Regions from separate parts of the Homo sapiens genome. Here region 1 is linked to region 2. A link is a contact called in ENCODE POLR2A ChIA-PET data. All regions are on one chromosome and are shown on one strand. The core of a region is the stretch at or near the end of the contact, and the rest is flanking DNA. Distances in the headings are between cores, read along the strand shown. Region 1 holds the start of PAICS (phosphoribosylaminoimidazole carboxylase and phosphoribosylaminoimidazolesuccinocarboxamide synthase). Region 2 has its middle 50 kb from the start of KDR.

Region 1 (2,700 bases), core at 103-2,602, 1.3 Mb before region 2:
TGACCTCGTGATCCGCCCGCCTGGGACTCCCAAAGTGCTGGGGATTACAGGCGTGAGCCACAGCGCCCGGCCTGAGTCTACAGCTTTTTAAAATCTGAATTCAGTTACTTTCTATGTGGAAAAGAATGTACCCAGCAGCCACAAAAGCAATTTGCCTCACTATACATATAGCAACTGGGTGTGTGGAAAAAACCAGCATTTGTTTTTTTCCAGCATAAATAGCAAGAACAATCTTTCCTGATAGTGCAACTTTTTTGCCTAAAGGTTTTGGAGTTCTTCAAAGCCATCGTGGCATCAAAGACTACTGGAACGAACACACACACACACACACACACACACACACACACACACACACCATCATGGCATCAAAGACTACCTAAAAACAGCCCCCCTCCCCAGCCATCATGGAATCAGACTACTTCAACACGCGCGCGCACACACATACACACCCATGACATCAAAGACTACTTAAACACGCACACGCACGTACACACACCCCAAGCTATCGTGGCATCAAAGACTACTTCACGCGCGCGTGCACACACACACACACACCATGGCATCAAAGACTACTTACACACACGCCCCCTAGACAGGTTTTTCTTTTTCTTTTTTGAGACGGAGTCTCGCTTTGTCGCCCAGGCTGGAGTGCAATGGCGCGATCTCGGCTCACTGCAACCTCCGCCTCCGGGTTCAAGCGATTCTCCTACCTCAGCCTCCTGAGTAGCTGGGGATTACAGGCGCGCGCCACCACGTCCAGCTAATTTTTTGTATTTTTAGTAAGAGACGGGGTTTCGCCATGTTGGCCAGGCTGGTCTCGTACTACTGACCTCAGGTGATCCGCCCGCCTTGGCCTCCCAAAGTGCTGGGATTACAGGCGTGAGCCACCAGGCCCGGCCTCTAGACAGGTCTTTCAAAAGTTTCAATTATTAACCTTCTTAGAAAGGTCATTAACCTAACGGGCAAAGCAAGACTCAGGTTTTGACGAATCAAGACTGATTTGCTTGTATTTTGCAATAGCTATTGATTATAAATAATACTTCCAGGCACCTTTCCACCCCTTGGCCATTTCTCGTTCTCCTCTACTTTGCTCCTTCTCCCCATCCCCGAGGCAGTAAAGTTCGGGGAGGCCCGGGAGCGCCTGGGCCACGTGTGCGCCCGCGCGGCTGCCTAGAGGCGCTGCTGCAGGGAGGCGGGACAGAGTTTCGCGGCTCGCACGTGGCCGCGAGCTCACGGCCTGGGGGTCAGGGAGACCGTGAAGGGCCCGGATCCCTGTTACTCACCCTCAGCTGTCGCCATTATCCTAAGTGGGCTGAGGGCTGCGACCGCGCCGGGAAGCGAGGCAGAACTCTAGAAAAGAGGGGTGGTCAGAGAGCTTCGCTGGGCGGGGAAGGAGGCGGGGCCGCGCGACCCTGCGCCACTCTTTTCGAGCTCCGCTACAGCCGCCTAACCCGGAGGGGTATGGGCGGAGACTGAAACGCGGATATCGGACGAAACAACGCCCCACTGGCTTCCCGCCGCGCAGGCGCAGAGACGCGACCCCGCCTCCGGGCCGCCCCGCGCTGGCGCAGTGCCCGGACAGGCGAAAAGTGGCGCGCACTGGCGGCCCCTCCCCACTCTGCGGAAGCTCGCATACCCCGGCCCCTTCTCGGCTGCGGGAGCGACTCAGAAGTTGGAGCGTACCAAGTCTTGACGGCCTGGGGGAAGCATGCAGGGAAGGGCATATGAAGGCTAAATGCTCTGAAAGAGAAATGAGGTTAAGTCCGTTACTCCCATTACGCTACTGTTGGGTGCTGGAAAATAACGGAGATTTCCACGTGCAGCAAATACAGCTTTCCAGGCAGCTCTTAGGGGAAGGCTAGCTCCACCCTACAGCATCCGTGACCCCGCCCCTCAGCCGCGGGACCGCCCCTCCGCCCTCGCTCGTTGGTGGACTCGGAGGGGGAGGAGCAGGGCTGAGCTGGCCACGCCACCTAGGGACAGCGCGCGCCGCCGCAGTAGCTGGGGCCACCCTCGGGAAGGAAGAGCCTGTCGCGAGCGCGAGCTTCTGAGCTCGACGGGCCGAGCTGGCAGCTGGTTGGTGCTTACACCTTGGCCGCAGCGGCAGGTCCTTCCACGTGCTTTCGGCGGCGACATGGAGCTGGAGGAGTTGGGGATCCGAGAGGAATGTGGCGTGTTCGGGTGCATCGCCTCAGGAGAGTGGCCCACGCAGCTGGATGTACCGCATGTGATCACTCTGGGACTCGTGGGGCTGCAGCACCGGTGAGCAACAGGGTGGGGGTGGCGGGGGCGTGCGTCTCCATCTCTCGGAGCCGCTTCCCGCAGTCGGCGTTCTCATGAGCGCCCGAGGGCCCGGGAGGACCGACCTCTCCGACCTAAGCCAGTACCTGCCTGTGGCGTCGACCGGGTTGCCTAGGCGTGCACGAGGGGCACCTCGCTTCCATGAACTTTAGCCTGTCCTGCCCACCCTCCCAGCCACTTATGCCTTTTAGGGGCTCTCTCCCTCCCCGCCCCCCGGTGTGTGCACCCATCCAGAGGCTGGCCAGCTTGTAAACCGCCGGTTTGCTTGGTCTAGCTGGGTCAGGGCTCCTCCCCGACTGCAGGCGGGTTCTAGTCTCCCGGAGCCTGTGGCTGCTCCTGTAATAGGCTAGTGTGGCGTGGCGGCCAGTCCAGGTCCTTCAACACCTAAAGGTTTTCGCG
Region 2 (2,700 bases), core at 174-2,673:
CCCTTGTATATCTATTTTTACATTTTAAAAATCATAGAACACATATAAGTTAAAAATCAACTTCTAATTATTCGACTTCTAAGGACATCTAGGAAGAGAGCTAAACTATTTCTGAGTAAAGAGCAGTGAAAATAAACCTCATTTTTTTGATAATTATTTTAAGAAATAAAAGGGAAGTCAAATAGGATAAGTGTGTGGGGAATTAAATTTTAAGTGTTCACATTTAAAATTAAAGAGGCATTAGCGGCTGTGAAACCAGACAGTGCATATTCTAGATGGACTATTTTGTGTACTGGATTGAGCTATATTTTAAAGTAGACAGGATGAAAACTTAATGTTTCTCCTCTGACAACTGGGGATTGTAAAGAAGAATGGGTTAGTTACAGTTCAAATAAGGAAACTCCCTCTTTTCTGTATGTCCAACGGTTGTGAGAGAAATCTGTGACCCCCTCCACATTATTGCTAATGAATATGAGCTCACTGGTGAAAACTCTGGAAAATACAGGTAAGCTAAAAGGAAAATCAGCAAACATCTCTAGTCCCATCACTTCCCTTTTTGTTTTAATAAATATCTGTCCAGTCATGTGACTGTAGGTGTTATATGTGTGTGTGTGTTTATTTCTACGAGTGAAATTACAGTGTCCTATTGTTTTAAAATTTGCTTTTAACCCTGAATTACATCACAAATACCCTCCAAATGAAAGCATCGAGGCAGTCTTCAGTGTGATCAGGTCATGAACAATGCCTTGATGAGTGTCCTGATCGCTGATATTTCTACACAGCCACAGCTCTTGCCTTGACTACTGCCCCACTCCATCCTATGTCCTGCCAGCATCTGTGAAATCCCACGGATGCATCCCATGTCCCTTCCCATCAACCCACCCATCCACCCTGCTCTTTCTCCCTCCTGATAACCCACCTTGCCACTCGGGGAAGAATTAGAGGAAGAGAGTTTAACCTCACTTCAGTCCTGTTGAGCATTTCCACATTCCGCTGATTGGGAAACGGTAGGTCCTCTCTCTTGGTTGGGAGTGGGGTTCTCCGCTTGTCTCCCTCAAGATTTAAGAGGTGAAAAGGCCACCTGGTGGTTTCCTGTTTATGGAAACCTCCTCTTTCCTCACCTCTCCTTCCTGTCCTCTTCTTCCTGTCTTTGCCTTCACGTGCCCCCTGCAGTTTCCGGCTGTGTCCTGACATGGAGGCTTCTCTGAGCTCATGGTAGGGATGTGTGAGAGGATCCCCACCAGCTAGGATCCTTTCGTATTTCATTTTCTCAGCTATAAATTAGTTACAAAACCCTGTTTCTAATTTGATGAATTTCCAGTTTGGGAATGTGTCCCCAACCTGACTCCATTCTCTCAGTGGCAAACTGTTGCTTGTCCCTGAGACGGATTCCTTAAATTACTAAGCAATGACAAGACTCCAGGGAGTAAGAAAGAGTCATTGGTTGCTGATAATTGTCCTCACATTGTATGAATCATCCGTCCCTATTTGTATGGCAGAGTGAATAAGAAGTTACTGTAAAGAATTGCTGTAAAACTGTTTTACTCATTTTATTCAGAAAAGGCAATGCACAAGGCATGAAATTTGAAAAGCTCAAAAAGGCATAGAATGAAGAGCAGTTCTTCCTCTTACCCAGGTATCCAGAGAGGTTCTTCTCTCCAGAGGTGACTGCTGTTACCATTTTCTTGTGGAGACGACTATGCCTTTAACGTCCAATAAGGTAGCTGTGGCCATGTGTGCTGACTTGTGTGTAGCCATACAACACTTGAAATGTGGCTAATCTGAATTGAGATGTGCTACAAGTGTAAAACGCATACCGTATTAAAGTCTTATGAAAGAAAGAATGTAAAACATCTCATAAATAATTCTTATATTGATTGCATGTTGACATGTTGATAATAGTTTGGATATCATTAAATGCATTTTATCTGTTTAATTTCTTTGTGCTACTAGGGCATTTAAAATTACACATGTGGCTTACATTTGTTGCTTGCATTATATTTCTATCACACAGTCCTGGTCTATACATAAATAAGAATACACATACACAGGGGAGTGTGTGTGTGCGTGAGCAACGCAGGCATGTGCCATAGCATAATAGAAACGCTGTTCTGCACCCTTTTTTCCACTTAGCAATGTGTCTTGGCAATTGTGTTACATCACTACATAAAGAGATTTTTAAAAGTAGTGATTTATGGTATTTTGTTGTAAAAAACTTCATTTATAGAAGCAGCTCTTGTTGCTGGACCTTCAGATTGTTTCCAACTTTTCCGTCCAAATTTTTACACGATACTATAATAAATAAACTTGTCTTTTTCACACTTAAGGAGTTGGAAAAACTGGGTCAAAGAATATTTATGGCTGGGTGTGGGGGCTTATGCCTATAATCCCAGCACTTTGGGAGGCCAAGGTGGGTGGATCATGAGGTCAGGAGCTGGAGACCATCCTGGCCAACATGGTGAAACCCCGGCTCTACTAAAAATGCAAAAATCAGCTGGCCGTGGTGGCTCGTGCCTGTAATCCCAGCTACTCAGGAGGCTGAGGTAGGAGAATCGCTTGGACCAGGGAATTGGAGGTTGCAGTGAGCCGATATTGCACCACTGCACTCCAGCCTGGCCACAGAGCGAGATTCCATTTAAAAAAAAAATTATTTACATGGTTAACCTTGAGAAATGTAATCCAGTTTCTCTCCTTAGAGGA

What was found. ChIA-PET counts read pairs that join two places held with the same protein, here RNA polymerase II (POLR2A).
Region 1: POLR2A ChIA-PET joins it to region 2 with 15 read pairs in PC-3. The contact joins the promoter of PAICS here to the enhancer-like site in region 2. POLR2A ChIA-PET finds 5 or more read pairs at or near these places in 2 of 52 experiments (MCF 10A and PC-3).

What each region holds. Positions count from the first base shown.
Region 1 is chr4:56,434,912-56,437,611 of GRCh38, reverse strand. PAICS (phosphoribosylaminoimidazole carboxylase and phosphoribosylaminoimidazolesuccinocarboxamide synthase) reads right to left here and starts at 1,352. Exons shown (of 9, transcript NM_001079524.2): 1 at 1,284-1,352. The coding sequence starts at 1,299. PPAT (phosphoribosyl pyrophosphate amidotransferase) reads left to right here and starts at 1,997. Exons shown (of 11, transcript NM_002703.5): 1 at 1,997-2,262. The coding sequence starts at 2,135. RefSeq lists enhancers at 382-1,265, 2,113-2,292 and silencers at 1,393-1,682, 1,823-2,022.
Region 2 is chr4:55,174,599-55,177,298 of GRCh38, reverse strand. No RefSeq gene overlaps it. Among named protein-coding and RNA genes, the nearest start is that of KDR, 50 kb to the right of the region's middle. RefSeq lists an enhancer at 605-1,804. Within about 2 kb of position 1,423, at least 4 of the 41 ENCODE cell types and tissues checked have a DNase peak (open chromatin) inside an H3K27ac peak, as active enhancers do; they include PC-3, where a contact is called at or near this core.